2 separate regions of the Mus musculus genome follow, and region 2 is linked to region 1. The links are chromatin contacts, found by Hi-C or POLR2A ChIA-PET in ENCODE. All regions are on one chromosome and are shown on one strand. The core of a region is the stretch at or near the end of the contact, and the rest is flanking DNA. Distances in the headings are between cores, read along the strand shown. Region 1 holds the start of 1700108I11Rik (a long non-coding RNA gene). Region 2 holds the start of E330017L17Rik (RIKEN cDNA E330017L17 gene).

Region 1 (7,943 bases), core at 3,054-5,553:
ATCATCTTGTTAACACTAGATTCTTCTGAGATTCAAAAAGAAAAATCACTGTCAGAGCTAGCCTTGCCTAGTGAGTCTGTGTCCACAGGCTGTAACAGGGTGGAAGAGCAACAGTAGGCAGCCCAGGGAGCAGCATGTGCTCACGGCATCATGTGGCAGTGGTGTGGGGTCTCTGCTCAGTGTGTTGATACAGAAAAGCTGTTTTTCCTTGTTTGCAGAAGTTGACCAGACAAAGCAAATGGAGGGGCACCTCTGTGTACCCTCTTCACCTAAGTGTTTATAACCAGCAGTACCCTGCTACAAGCCTTGGGTGCAGCCATCACTGGATTTTGATCGTCAGGCCAGCAGGATGGATGACATCTCATTGATAGTACCCAGATGTTGGTGGCTTTCTGAGTTGCCTGTTTACTGTTGATGCAATTGTTTTGATTTTTAACTAAATGCAAATACCTTCCTGCCTCATCCCAGAAAATGAAAAATAATGCTTTTGACACTGTTTCTAGAATTTTAAAGTTGAAAAATGATGATATAATCCAGAAATTGTTACTTCGGAGCATGACAATAGATTTCTTTAACAAAGACTCAAGATCAAATTTCTTACCTAAAAGTTTAGGTTAACTGTTGACTCCTCAAGGGTTTTGATCAATATCACCCAAACCTTTTCCACTTGACATGCTAGAATTTTGGTGTGTGTGTGTGTGTGTGTGTATTTGTTCACGAGCACAATAGCTCCCATGGGGGTCTGCACATGCAGGTGTCCACCAGCATAGCCTGCCTGAGATAGTGTCATTCCTGGTTCTGGGGAGAAGGGTGTGTGAAGGAGAATAAAGCAGCCCTTTGTCTTAAAGAAGACTAATGTTAATTGTTCTCAGAACTGGACGTTTTTTTTCCCCCCATCAAAATTAAAACTCTTTCTTTTGGATTTAATGAAGTATTGCTAACTGAAGCCAGTTTGACTTGTGAGAGAGGTTAGACTGACAGAAGGTGTGCAGCCTGATTTACAACCAAACCCTGAACCCTTTTGAAGAACAATAAAACATATTTTACATGCTTTTTGTGAATTTCTTCCCCACTCCTAAACAGTTCATGTTTGCTCTCCTTTCTCTGCTTGGCATTCTCAAGGTCTGATTTGTGTCCCATTATTAATGGATACGTTAGAGAGGTGAAGTGAGAGGTATTTAGTAAGTATGTACTTGACCAATCTCATTCTAAGGAATTCATTTTTGTTATAGGTTTGCATAATGTATTACAACTTAGATTTAAATAAACCTTTTTGGGGGAGTGGGGTGGGTTGGGGAGGGGAGGGGGCTTTGCAAGACAGGGTTTCTCTGTGTAGCTCTTTCTGTCCTGGAACTCACTTTGTAGACCAGGCTGGCCTCCAACTCAGAGATCCATCTTGCTCAGAGATCCATCTTGCTCAGCCTTCTCCTGAGTGTGGGATTAAATACCTGTGCTACCACTGCCCAGCTCTTTTTACACTTTTTTTTTTTTCTTTTCTTTTCTGGTTTTTCAAGACAGGGTTTCTCTGTGAGGTCTTTAAAGTGGAGAATTAGCTGCTTTAATGTATCATAGAATTTCTCTTTAGTCACTGGTAAACTAGATAAATTTAAGCAGGACTTCAACCTAAAGAAAACAAAGTTTTAGTGGGTACAATGAGAATTTTGGTTTCTTTAAGAACAAATGTGTCAGGAATGTTTAATCCCCTATGTGGGACTTGGAGCTGCTTTAGAGTGTCCGCAACAGCTGGTTGTGATTTGCTTCATGCTCCAGCAGGGGAGCAATTACACCAGCTGCAGGTGGTTTCTGCATGTGTTTGACATTCGCAGTTCTAGGGACTCTTTGAAAGGATATATATGGTAGATCCAATCAACCACTTTTGCTATTTGTCAAGTGGTTGTGGGTAAAGAAATGAAAAGAAATTGGATATCCTGACTGGAACAAACTTGCACCAAGGAACTTGGTGCCTCAATGCCCTCTTTTCCCTAGTGTTAGGGGCTTGGAAGGTAGAGTTGGGGGTGGAGGGAGAAGGGTGATAATGAAAGGAATCCACCAGGCAGTGGTGGCGCATGCCTTTAATCCCAGCACTTGGGAGGCAGAGGCAGGTACATTTCTGAGTTTGAGGCCAGCCAGGGCTACAAAGAGAAACCTGTCTCGAAAAACCAAAAAAAAAAAAAAAAAAAAAACCAAAACAAAAACCATAAAGTAGCCAAAAGTCTGGCTACAGATAGAGACTGGGTGTGATGCTAGCCTAAGTACTTTGGTCCTGTCTAGGTTAGACAGGACCAGGGAGTTCAAAGCTACCCTGGGCTTTATGGCAAGAGCCAGTCCATCTTGGTGAGCAGTTACAACGGACAGCTTTGTGCTGTGCTACTTAGGCGCCGTGGGTCACATTGCTTGGTTTTAACCTTGTGCCTTGCATTAGCCCTCTTAACTTCTGTGGTTGGTTATGATCATTACTCTTGGCTCTAAATGGCATGCTTTGTCTTTTCACTCTGGCTGAACTTGGTTTTGGTTCAGCTCCTCTGATATTGTGTATCTGACCATGCCGATGCATCTAAAGTTTCATGGCCTTGTGTCAACCTTAGTGCTCTTTCCAACTTGCCACATCTGCCTCATTTAGCTCTTTTTCTTTGGGGGTTCTTACTTCTTTAATGCCTTCCTTACTTTAGTTCTAATTGGTTTTTAAACCCAGAAACAAGGAACCTGGAAAACAGCTCAGCGGGTAAAAAGGCTGAGCTCATCCCTGGAGCCCGTGCTTGAGAGAGAGAGCTGGATGCTACGGATAGTTGTCATCCCAGCACTCCTGAGGAGAGAGAGCGAGCAGAGCCAGCTTGTGATAGTGCTGGATGGTCTCAACAATGACAGCTGAAAGCTGTCCTCTCACTGTCACAGTGTGCCCTGGCCAGTGTGTCCCAGCGCTCACACCAAAGCTTTGAAAGAAGCTTGCCAGGTTACACCTTACCCAGCCATCTCTGGTGGGCACGCAATGCCACTGTCTTAGTTACTACTACCAACATACCCAGTGTAAAGGGTCCCATTCTATAGTATTTCTAAGATTTAGAAAAGAAAAATTTGATGTGTGTGTGCCACATGTGTGCAGGTATCCATGGAAACCAAGAGACAGAATTGGATCCCCTGGAACTACTGCTGAAGAAACGTGGGCCCTCTGCAGAACCTGCAAAAGCACTCACACCGCCAACCAACTCTCCAGCCACCTCCCTTTTATTTTTTTAATTTTAAGGCAAGCATTTCCATCTTCTTAAATCTCATCCCTTATTTGATTAAAGGTTCAAATTTAAGTGCCTTTTTCTGATACCCTTTTCATTAACTTTTCTACATAATTCCCACCAACTTATAAACATACTATTTATTGCATGATAAGAGTCAGAGCTGAGGCTGGCAAGATGGCTCAGTGGTTAAGAGCGCCGACTGCTCTTTCGAAGGTCCAGAGTTCAAATCTCAGCAACCACGTGGTGGCTCACAACTATCCGTAACGAAATCTGATGCCCTCTTTTGGAGTGTCTGAAGACAGCTACAGTGTACTTACATATAATAAATCTTTAAAAAAAAAAAGCTGGAGTTGGTGGTATAAACCTTTAATCTTGGCATTATTTGGATAGCAGAGGTCGGAAGATCACTTGAGTTTAAGACCACCCTGGTCTGTGAAGTGAGTTCCAAGGTAGCCATGGCTTTGTAGAGAGAACCTGTCTTTATTTGGTTTGAGGAGTTGGCAAGATGGCCACCATGCCTGAGTTTGATCCTTGGAGCCTGTGCTGTAACACACAAGTGTGTACACATACAAAAGACAAATCGTTTTGATTTCACATCTACCTTGTTCTGACACAGAAACACACCCTGTACTGGGAATTGAACACTACAGTTAAATTTCTCTTTAATTTACAGTAAAACTAAACTTACATTCTCCTTTGAGTCTGTTCCAGCATAGATTGTTTTGTGGTTTGGGTTTTTTATTTTTGAAACAGGGTCTCTATAGGCTGGTCTATAACTTCTTATGTAGACCAGACGTCTTATTTGGGATTTTTATCCTCCGGCCCCTTTTAAGTGCTGGATTTCAGGCATGCACTGCCCTCTCTGTCTCCCAGTGAGAATTTTTATTTCATTGGGATTACTCCTATAAAGACCACCAGAAGTTCTGTTGCACTTAGTTTAGTGGTGGGTTCTCCTAGTGTTGGATTTGTCTACCTGGTGGGATTGATGCCACTGAAGTCTTCATTGAGCTGGGCAGTTGTGCTGCATGCCTTTCATCCCAGCACCCAGAAGACACAGGCAGGCAGCAGATCTCTTCGAGTTTGAGAACAGCCTGGTTTACAACAGCCAGGGCCTCAACACAGAAACAAACAAGCATTGTGACTTAATAATGGTTCCTCAGATGCGTGCAGCTAAAGTTCCTGGGCCTGACATGATGAGTGGGCTTCATGTGAATAGCAGTGCTGAAATAGGCATTTCCTAGGTGAACTGGCAGACTGATGGAAGTTCTTCAGAGAGCCTTTCCTGGGTTTAATGTTGCTGGCTTCGCAGATGGATGAAGGGCGGGCCCCCAAGCTAGCACTGTAGGTAGTATGGGGGACCCACAGAAGGCAAGGAAAGATTCCCCACAGCCAAGAAGGAACAGGTGCCGCAACACCTGGGTCTTATCTCCATGTGGATCTAAGGCACTACGGCCTGGGAACATCTGCCCTGGTGATAATATTGGGATTACAGGTGTGTGCCAGCACACTTTGCCCCCCCCCCCCCAATGTGGTCTCCCTCTGTAGCTTGCTCTACTTTGTAGGCAAGGCTAGCCTTGAACTCACAGAGATCCACCTGTTTCTGCCTCCCGAATGTTAGGATTAATGGTGTGTGCCATCACATCTGGCTTTAAACCTTAATTTTTAAAATTACATTTAATTTGTGTATGTGTTTGTGGGTACCCCACAGCATTTGTGTGGAGGTTAGAGAACAGCTTGCAGGAATTGGTTCCTCCACTTTTGAGTCCCAGGAAGTGAGGTTGGATTGTAGGCTGATGCCAAGCCACTCTATCTGCTGAACCATCTTGCCAGCTTTTTATTTTTTATTTTTATTATACATAAGTTACACTGTAGTTGACTTCAGATGCACCAGAAGAGGGCATCAGATCTCTTTATGGGTGGTTGCTAGCATTCGAACTCAGGACCTTCAGAAGAGTGCTCTTACCCGCTGAGTCATCTCACCAGCCCATCTTGGCAGCTCTTAAGTTTTCCTTTTTTTTTTTTTCTAGTTACGTAACCAAAAGAAAACAAAAACCTAGGTTGGCCTAGGACTCCCAGTGGTCCTGTCTCTCCACACCCAGCTGTGGGGCTCATGGTGGCACACACTTGTAGCTAGCATTTGGATGGCTGAGGCAGGAGGACCTAGGCTACATAGGGAGTCCATGTATCAAAACCCCAAGGGATTAAACACAGCTTGTTGAGTGCTGTGACAACCTCCTGTGAGTGAGTGCGGTGTGCCTGCTACGTGTTTACCCACTATCCTAGCCACTGAGGATACCAGGGGAGGGAACATGACAAACTGGCAAGAAATTATTAAGGGGTAGGAGAAGAACATTTCTTTTCAGTTAAACATCAGTGCAATAAGAGAACGTGAGGAAGAGCATAGGAATTAGTGATTAATACAGTCAGACGGAATGGCCATGAGACCGAGGAAGATGAAGGAACCCGCTATATGCTGAGATATATGAAGATGGTACCAGTATTTCCCAAGGAGTTTGTGTAAACTTGAAAAACTGCTTGGTGTGGGTTGGCACAGCAGTGCAGATCCTGAATATGGTAAGGAAGGCAAGCAAATTTAGTGAGGTTGGGAAGGTAGGTTGGTGATGCTAAGGCAGGGATCTCAGTAAATGGGCAGTGTACTCTCACAGGGACAGCCTTAGCCATGTGCTTTGTTCAAGAGATCAATGTCTCAGCACCAGCAATATCTTGTTTCGTCTTTGAGACAAGGTCTTACATCTAGCCCAGGCTGGCTTTGAACTGGCTAAGAATAGTTGAGGATGACCTTGAATCCCTGATCTTCCTGCCACCGCCTCCTGAGTGCTGGGGGTGGTGGTGACACGTTTGTACCACTAGTTTTTGAGACAGGATTATGCCTACTTTGGCCTGGAATTCCCACCACCTGCCTCAGCCTCCAGAGTGCTGGGATCACAGCATCAGAATGACACCCAGCCCACACAAGTCATCTGAGTCAGAGCCTCTAACTGTAGATTGCCGCTTTCTGCAGAGCAGAGGCACGGAAGGTCAGTCAGTGATCAGCCGTTGCAAGATCAGGTCTTTGTGCAAAAGGTTATGTAAGAGTCCTCTTGAGTTAGAGGCTGTGTGTTTAAAGGGTGACTGACTCGTACTGTGCATGTGGGATGTGTCATCCGAGTGGAGGAGAATGAACAAGAAAAGGTAGAAGCTGAGGAATCCTAATGGCTAGTGATGGGCTGCCGTGGCGCAGGACAGAAGTTTCAGGCCTTAAGGAAGGGAGCGAGAGATGACTAAGACAGACTTCCTTCTGCACCATTGTGCAGATCAGTGTGAAAGGTCAGCAGTATATTCTCAGTCAGCAGTTCAAGGAGATAGCTGGGATGTTTGGCCATGGACCGGGGGTGGGGTGGGGTGGAGTGGTGGTGAGCCCTTCCCACGCCCACCTATCATCCTCTCCACAGCTCACGCAGACTGAAAGCAATTAGAATACTTCAGGCTTGGCAGCTTTGCCATCTGCCCTGCAGAAGAGCCACTGGCAGGTGTAGCACACAGTGGCACTGGTTAAGTCACTTGTGTCTGCTTGGTTGTTTTGAAGATAGGGATTCGGAAAGATGGAGTAGCAAGGGTCTAACAGTACCCATATCTGTCTAGTTCCCTTGTGCTCCGGGTTGTGCCTGATTAGATTTAGTCTTCACCGGCCTCACCGCCAGTCCCATTTTTAAATGATAAACTACAGCGTAAACTGACTCTAAAATTGGCCCTTGACTGCCCAGCTTCCTAGGCTGGGAAGATGTTTGTTAATGATTTCTTAGGTGTGGCATCACGCAAAGGGGTCCTTGTTAATTGAGCTGTGTCGTTACATTAAATGCAGGGGCAGGAGAAGGGTTAGCATGCAGGTGCACGTGTGTGTGTATAGTGAGTCTGCCTCGTCAGTGACTTTAACTTGTGTAAACCGTGTGTAATGGGCCTTGCCAGTAACAAAGCAGGGTATCTGAGCCGAGTGGTTTATAGTTTATAATTGGCTTCTTATTACTGTTGGCTGCCTTTCCTACACATCGAGTATTACTCTAGGATTGGTATTTGATTTAAGAAATTTTCAAATTGATTTTATCTCAGTGCATTAATACGTGGCCTCAATTCCTGCAGAGGCATCAGATAAAACCAGCCTGGATGTGTTTTAGGAATCATAACTGGATCTGAGCTGCCAGTGGCCCAGCTCTCAGTCAGCATAGATAAATCCCTTTGCTGAAAAAAAAAAAAATTCTAAGTCCATCGGCTTCTTAGGGCATCTCAAATTGAGGCCCCATGCAACTGGAAAAATTTCCCCAAATAATGCTAAAACACATAAATGAGAATTTGCTGACATGAATAGATCTAATCACTCTTTTCCTTCTGGGATCCAACACATAAATATTCAAGGAATACCGTGGAAATCAGCCTAACTGTCAAGGGTGCCCAATTGTGATGCTTTCCAAAATCAGGAAATGCGAAATATGACCCTAGCAATAAAAATGCTATTACTGCGGTTGAGTGCATGGGAAGCTGGAGTGTGTTCTGTCTGTAATTTCATGAGGATTAGCATAGGTAAATGTTTGTAGGTTTTATTTTTTTTTCCATCTCTAAAAGTGCAGAATAGATTGCAGCTGTGTGGAAATACCTATTAATCATCTTCTAATGCTTTTATGCAAATGCTTATATTTGACTTTAATTTAGAGTTGCCAT
Region 2 (7,943 bases), core at 2,560-5,059, 53 kb after region 1:
CCAGAAGCCTCCCCAGAAAAAAAAGAAGGCTGGGCATTTAGCCTCTGGTTCCCATTCTGTTCTTACTAAGTGTCTTCCAGGGATGCTAAGCTCCCAGTAATTCCCAGGACCAGAGAATTCCCATGAGTGGCTGGTTCAGAACAGGTGGAGTATACTAATGACCTCCAGGACTGGTCAAGGATATGTGGCCAGGCACTGCCAGCACTGCTGTGGAACCTCGCCAGAGGACCGAACCTCAGGCTGACCTCTAGTTATTGGAAATACAGGGCAGGGAGGAGTAAAAGAAGGTTATGATGAAGAATCCAGTAGATGCGCTCTGACAGGGAGCATCCTACAGGACATAGGGTCCTCCGACAGGGTGACCTCTGAGGTGCTTCCTGCTGTGAGTAGCTGGACTTGACCCCGGTGGGACTTCTCTGAGGAGAGTGAGGGCAACCCCTCACGAGGTCCAGAAGCCGAGGCATCCCTCCAGGACTCTAGTCTGGGCCTCTGCTTTCTGGATTTCCCAAGCTGTGCTGCTCAGGATGGAGTGGCTTCTCGGTTAAGCCCTAATACAGACAAGCTGAGGAGAACTGTGGAGCGTGGTCAAAGTGGGTCTCAGACAAGCAATGCTTTCTCCAGCATCTGCAGCATATTGACAGATCCTCATAGGAGCTTGAAACTCAGTTATTGCTGCCAGGTGCAATACCTGTCCTCTGTCTCTCTGCCCCACCCCCTCAGCCAGGCCCCTGCCTGCACACCCTAGGCAGGTGTCTCTGGTCCTCACTAAGCACAAGCATTTCTTTAGGACTAGGCTTCTGGCTGTGGCAGGTGTGTGTGTGTGTGCAGGTGTGTGTAGGTGTATAGGTGTGCAGGTATGTGTGTGGTAGGTGTGTGTGTAGGTGTATAGGTGTGCAGGTATGTGTGGTAGGTGTGTGTGTGTAGGTGTGTGTGTGTGGCAGGTGTGTATGTGTGCAGATGTGTGTGTGTGACAGATGTGTATGTGTGCAGGTGTGTGTGTGCACAGGTATGTGTGTGGTAGGTGTATGTGTGTGTGTGTGTGCAGGGTGTGTGTGTGTGTGTGTGTGTGTGTGTGTGTGCAGGTGTGTAGCAGGCATGTGCTTTGAGAGTTCTGGGGAGCCCTGCTTTGCTCTCAGGACAACCCAGTACTTCTTGGGTCGGATCCACTTCCTCCTCACAGTCTTGGGCTCTCTGTGATTATACAGATTTGCCCTGGTCATCTGAGCAAATAATCTGGGTCTGTTCAAGGTCATCTGAGCAGCCACCCGTGGTCCCTGAGCATCCTGGCTCTGAAGCACTGGGTTGAGGCTGAGGGTGGCTTGTTAATGTAGTTGCCTGGCTCGAGTCTGTGAAGTCGATGAAATTGTCAAGTGGCTGATATGGTTTCATGGTACTGAGCCTCTCCACAGGCCAGGCAGGGTCCAGTGTTTGCCCTGGCTCTGTCAGGTGTCAGGACCTCCCATCCTTCTGTCTAGGGCTCCTCTGACTCACATTCCCTCATCTCTGCCAGTGTCCACCCCCCACCCCCAGTCTTTATACTGTTTTGTTTACCCTTGGGGACATTTCTGCCTGTCTCAGCCTCTGGCCTCTTTTTTTCTAACTCTCAGTTGCTCGATGTTCTTTCTCCCCCGAATGCGATCTGTGACCCAGTTCCTCATAGCAACAATGCAAGGTAGTGTGTCACAAGCATGGTGGGCAGGCAGAGGCACCATTGGCCACCTTCTCAGCCATCTTCGGCTGGCTGTGTTGGTAGATGTGGGATTGTCCAGTTTAAAGGCAGGCGTATTTACAGTCAACAGAATTGCCAAACCATCCTTGATAAAGACCTCATTAACTGTATAACGTATTTTTTAACCTTGCAATCACTCTTTGTTTATTTTGCACCACGTACCCTAATCCCATTCATCTCTTTATCTCTTTGTGTCTGCTCTCTGCCCTTGCAACCCCTCTCCAAATAAACTTAAAAAACAAAAACAAAAACAAGGCAAAACAGAACAAAAACAAAAGGCATCTTATTATGGGAGCTGCAGTGTGTCCCACAGCGTACCCCTCTGTCCACACATCTTCACTTGCAAACGTTCATTGCAATGACTCCTTGGTCTGGTCTGAGTCCTCTGGCTTCTGCTACTCTATCAATACTGCATCCTTACCTGGACTCCTTTCAGATATCCTGTTGCTGCCCTGAGTTATGGAGGCTCTGCTGCTTTCAATCTGCAGGCCTGGCCCCTTTATGAGCTCCGGCAGTTCCTAGATGGGGTAGATGTTGGGGTGGGCCAACCCAAAGCCCTGGATCTGGGCCTGGGTGGTAGCCAAGTTGGTCAGCCCCCCAGCTCTCTCACACCCACGCCACTAGAGTGAGCTCTCCAGCACTGCCTTGGCTAGTTCACCCAATGCCCTGCAAGGGGCAGGGTCAACTCTCCTACTCTCATGCCCTCGGGCTGGCTCACCTATCTCCATGCCACCAGGATCAGTTCTAGTGTGCTACCCAGGCAAGATGCAGGTCCTGCTCTCTTGAGTGCTGCAGCTGTTGAGGGGCGGGGCTGGCTCTCCTGCTCTACAGACCTCTGGCCAGCCTCTGGCTTAACATAGGCAGGTTTGAGGAAGGAAGGGCATCTCTCCTGTGACCACTCCACCTCTTGGCAGATGAGGGGTGGAGCTACCTCCCCACACACCCATGAGCCCCTCACTTGGTCCCCCTAACCCCATGGCCAGCTCTATTGTGCTACCCAGAGGAGGTGCAAGGCCTGCTCTTCTGATTGCCCCAGTGAGGGGCGGGACCAGGTCTGCACAACCCTTGGTCCCAGGCAGCAGCCCAGACTAGGGATCTCTGCATGGACTTTGGTGGTAATATGAGCTGTAAGCATGGACACAGACCTCTGCTGCTGCTCTCCTGGGGACACAGACATGGCCCTCAGTGTAATGTGGGCTAGAAGTTAGGTCCCCATGGCCTCAGGTAGCAGGGCAGGCTGCCGACATCAGGCAGTTCCTTTCTACTCTTTCTCTACCACATATTCGTACATTGAATGTTGTAGTGGCTCCTGTGGTGGGCGGTGTCTTTGCTGAGCTGCCTCATTGGCCCTTATTGTGGGGTTTTGAGACAGGGTCTCCAAATGTAGTTCAAGTCAGCCTTGAACTTGCAATCCTGCTTTAGTGGCCCAAGTGCTAGGATTCCAGGTGTGACTTTCTACTATGTTCCTTTAATATCAAGTTTTCATTTTTTTTATCTTTTGCTCATTTTTCTATTGGGTTGGGGATCTTTTCATTGATTAGGTGGGGCCTTTTCTGAATTGTAGAACTATTCAGCCAGGGTAGACTTTTACCCCGATCTACCCTCTTCTACCCAGGTTCAAGTTGCAGGGAGATACTCACTTCCATACTATGGCTTCTCCTGTGGATGTCAACAATCCTGCTCTCTGATAAATGAGTGGGGAGAGGGCCTGTGAGACTCCCCAGAAAAGCCTGAGCTGTGGGTGGGTGGGTGGGTATCACAACAGCTGAGCACCTCAGGCCCTGTCTCTGGAGGTCCACAGCAGATAGTGAAGAGCTGAGTGGCTACTGTTGCCCTCCAGCCAAGGTGGCCTGTTGCAGACACTTGAAGCTACAGAGAGGATCAGCCAGATGTGGGAAGTGGGTGGCCTGGATCCTAGCAGTTCCAGATGTTTGAGTGGGTGGGGCACCGGGGGAGGTAGGCGACCTGTAAGCACTGACTGCCCCACTTTGAAGTCCTGCAGCGACAATTTTCTCCTCCCACATCCCGTGACCTCTGCCAAGGTCACGGCTCAGTCCCACTTGCCTGCCCAGTGCCCGGCGCACTTCCTCAGGGGCACACAGCCCGGGTCTTCTCAAGTCATGTTCGATATCTAGTTAAGGGGTACATTTATCTCCAGTGTTCCCCGGGACCTTCCCTTTTGATTTTCAAGAACATTTTCTTCCCTCTGCCAGAGCAGTCCTTTCGAATCAAAGGCTCGGCTTTTCCAAAGCGTAGTTTCTGATGTGGGCTTCAGTGGACTGGCTGCGAAGTTCCTGAGACAATGAGAGGGGATGCTGGCTGTCTCTTTCTCTTTATCTTCTCGCAGTAAAGCTCCAGTTCTCCTTGAGGTAAAGTGGAGCCTCTGATTGACGCGAGGACGCGGGGAAAATGAAAGCCATATTATTATTATTTCAAGTTGTGTTCTTGCGGCGTTCCCGGATGTCTGTGGTACGTTTGTGTTCCTCGTGTGTTTGTCATCTTTTAACTTTATTCACAGAGTCTTCTGTCACTTGCAAGTTAACTGTTTTTAGTCAAATTTAGATGTTTTTCTTATTTTTCTTCTAGTGCTGTTCTGGGGTTTGCTTTTTACATTTAGTTCTTACAATCAAAGGGACTTTATTCGTACGGGTGTTGAGTGCGCCCGAGGTGGAATTCAAATTTTGTACTTTTTCTAATTGTATTTATTAAATAAATTCTTCATCCAGGGGTCAGAATCCTTCACTTCTGGTACATAGATGGATAGATAGAATTCATCTGGTTTTATAAGATATTTTTACTTATGGTTTGATCAGTCCCTCATTTTTCCATGTGTGTGCACGCGCGTGTGTGTGTGTGTGTGTGTGTGTGTGTGTGTGTGTTTGGAGGCCAGAGGAGGAGGTCAGATGTCCTCTATAACTCTCTGCCTTGTTTCACTTTTTTAAAAAAGATTTATTTATTTACTTATTTATTATATAAGTACACTGTGGCTGTCTTCAGACACTCCAGAAGAGGGCATCAGATCTCATTATGGGTGGTTGTAAGCCACCATGTGGTTGCTGGGATTTGAACTCAGGACCTCTGGAAGTGCTCTTAACCGCTGAGCCATCTCTCCAGCCCCTTGTTTCACTTTTTAAATTTTTTTTTTTTAAATTAAATTCTAGCAAGGCTAGCTAGCCACTTCCAGCTATCCTCCTGTCTCTGACACTTGCAGCCACTGGGGTTATAGGCACATGTGGCCAATCCTACTTCTTTGTGTATGTGTTTGAGATTCAGACTCTTATCTTCAGACCTGTATAGTGAGCGCTCTCACCTACTGGGCCATCTCTCCATCCCTGACTTCCCTCATTTTCACTAGGAAAAAAACAATGTTTTTTGAGACACGGTCTCTCTAAATAACCTTGGATGACTTGGAATTCACTACATAGACCAGGATTATCCAGGACTCACAGGGATCCCCCTGCCTCTGCCTCCTGAGGGCTTCACTCAGTGTTTTCCTTCATTGGACATGGTGGCACATGCCTGTAATCCTAGCGCTCTGGAGGCTGGAGTAGGAGATTGCTGAAGACTTTGAGTCAGGCTTATATATGAAGGGCAACATAGTGAGTCTGAGGCCAGTCTGGACTATGTAGCAAACCCTACCTCAAAACACAAAAATAGGACTGGGGAGATAGCTTAGTGAGTAAAAAGCACTTATGGGAGGGTCAGGGGCCAAATCCTCAGAGCCCAGGTGACCTAGTTATTTTCTGTTGCTGTGGTAAACACTGGGGCCAGAAGCAAGTTCAGAGGAAAGAGTTTATTTGGCTCATGAGTCGCAATCACAGCCCATCGAGGAGGGAAGCTGAGACAGGAACTCAAAGTAGGAACTTGGGGGCAGGAACTGATGCAGAGACCATGGAGGAGTGCTGCTTACTGGCTTGCTCCCTTGACTTGTTTTGTTTGTTTGTTTGTTTATAAAACTCAGGATCACTTGCCCAGGAGCAGTGCTGCCCGCTTCGAGCTGGTCTGTCCCACACCAATCACTATCAAGAAAATGTCCCTCAAGCTGGGCATGTGGCGCACTCCTTTAATCCCAGCACTTGGGAGGCAGAGGCAGGTGGATTTCTGAGTTCAAGGCTAACCTGGTCTACAAAGTGAGTTCCAGGACAGCTAAGGCTACACAGAGAAACCCTGTCTCAAAAAAACCAATCCAAACCAAACCAAACCAAACCAAAACAAAACAAAAACAAGGCCCCTCAGATATGCCCACAGACAAACTAGTGGAAGTAATTCTTCAACTTCAGTTCCCTCTTCTCAGGTGACCCTTCACTTGTTGTGTGAAGTCAACAAAACTGACCAGCACACCATCTGAATGCTACAGCGGGATGGAGATGGGAGGCGAAGCCTTGGAAGCTGGAGGGTGAATAGCTGGTGTGCACAACCCCCTAGCAACGGGCAAACAAGGCAGGTAATCTTCCAGCGACCTTGCGTGTGCACTCACACAAAAGAGTGCATACAAACATACGCGCACATACATCAGATACACAAAAATAAACAAAGCACATTTTTTTCCCTTTCTTTCAGGAGGAGTGTGGAATGGGAGTCAGTGCTTAATGGGCACTAAGTTTCCATTTGGTTGTAGAGACGATGGTGCTGATGGCTATAAGGCGTCTTGAAAGTGCTGAATGCCACCAAACTGCACAATTGAAACAGTTAAGATGGTGAATGTTGTGTGTGTTTTCCTGCCGCTGAATACTGTATTTTTTTTTTCTGGTATGTTTTATTCTTGTGTAATCAGCTTTGTGGTTTTTTTTCCCCTTCCAGATTAACTCGAGAATCAACTTGTCACATTCTATTAAAAGTCCCTTTGATATTTTTACTGCAGTTACATCAAGTTTATGGATTGCCTTGGGGAGAAGTGACATTTTTATGGTCCTGATCTTTCCCCCAGGTGGAGGCCTCCTCATTGACTGGGATCTCTTTATGTCTCTCAGTAAAGTTGTATAATTCCATTTCTATCAGTGTGTTCTTAGCTATGTGACAGTTTGAGTTGCTGCTGTGAATGGAATCTTGGGTACAGCACAGGAGCTCTGGCTCGAGTGACTCTAGTCCATCCCTGGGATACACGGCTGGCCTGCAGGGACCTAGGACAGGAAGCACACACTTTGGGAGTCATTTCACCAAGGCCCCTGTGAAGGCAGCATGTGGGTCTGCCCAAGGTTTCAGAGCAAAAGTGAGAGGAGGGTGGAGCTCAGCTGAAGGGGCTGGCAAGGTCAAGACGAGGAGGGACTTTCCAGAAGGTTCTTCTAGATCAGAGGAACCTGAACTTGTCACCAAAGGGGCCTCAGCTGAGATGGGAGCTGTTGCTTGTGTGTGGGTCTTGAGGATGTAGCTCAGGCTGCAGCATGGAGAGATCCTGATGTGCTCATTTCCTTCCTTTCTCAGAAGCCTGCTGTCCTCACCAGCAAATAAGGGTGAATTCTAAGCGTTGGCTTCACTCTCTCCGCTGGGCTGCACGTGGCAGGAACTGTGTGAGCTGAGTTCATTCTTGGGCAGAGTTCCTGCTGGCCCCCAGGGGACACAGATGCCTTTGGGCCCACAGCTTGGCAAATGTTGGGGCTGGGGCTGTGCCCCCATTGACTCTTGGGCCAGGTTCCTACCCTGGGCACAGTGTGCACCCCACGTTGAGCACAGGGTGGTTGGTGTGTGGTCAGTGCTCAGGGAAGATGACTGAGAGATTCGGGGCTTTGAGAGATGAACGAGGTATTCTACACCTTCCCCAAGGGTCCTAACTTGTGCCCCAAAGGAAATCCTTTTGTAGAATGCCATGGAGTCCTTCAAGTATCTCCTTTCATTTTCTTTCTTTCTTTCTTTCTTTCTTTCTTTCTTTCTTTCTTTCTTTCTTTCTTTCTTTCTTTCTTTCTTTCTTTCTTTCTTTCTTTCTTTCTTTCTTTTCTTATTATAAAGGCTCTTCTGTAGCCCAGGCTGGTCTCCCAACTCACCACTTAGCCAAGGGGGACCCTGAGTTTCTGAGCTTGGCAGTGTATGCAGTGCTGGGGGTCATTCATACCCAGGACTTCAAGCATGCTAGGTAAGCCGTCTACAAAATGAGCTACATCCCCAAACCTATTGAGTGTATTTCTGCAGAGGTCTGGTAGGATGGGTGTTCCCACACACACTAGATATGGAAGCATCCACAGAGTATCCACCCTAGGTGAGTTGGGACTTCAGTGTGGTA

What was found. A loop is a pair of places that touch in the nucleus more often than their neighbours do. ChIA-PET counts read pairs that join two places held with the same protein, here RNA polymerase II (POLR2A).
Region 2: a loop to region 1 is called in a map of T-helper 2 cell, with 2.2 times the contacts of the local background. The contact joins the promoter of E330017L17Rik here to the promoter of 1700108I11Rik in region 1. A Hi-C loop is called at or near these places in 2 of 37 maps with a recorded cell type or tissue (T-helper 2 cell and mouse trophoblast stem cell). POLR2A ChIA-PET finds 5 or more read pairs at or near these places in 1 of 5 experiments (Patski).

The regions. Positions count from the first base shown.
Region 1 is chr4:129,848,928-129,856,870 of GRCm38, forward strand. 1700108I11Rik (a long non-coding RNA gene) reads right to left here and starts at 4,304. Exons shown (of 2, transcript XR_868199.3): 1 at 4,204-4,304; 2 at 3,576-3,773. It overlaps Ptp4a2 (protein tyrosine phosphatase 4a2), which reads left to right. Exons shown (of 6, transcript NM_008974.4): 6 at 1-1,076.
Region 2 is chr4:129,902,417-129,910,359 of GRCm38, forward strand. It overlaps E330017L17Rik (RIKEN cDNA E330017L17 gene), which reads left to right and starts at 3,810. Exons shown (of 3, transcript NR_045190.2): 1 at 3,810-4,198; 2 at 6,024-6,173; 3 at 6,290-6,580.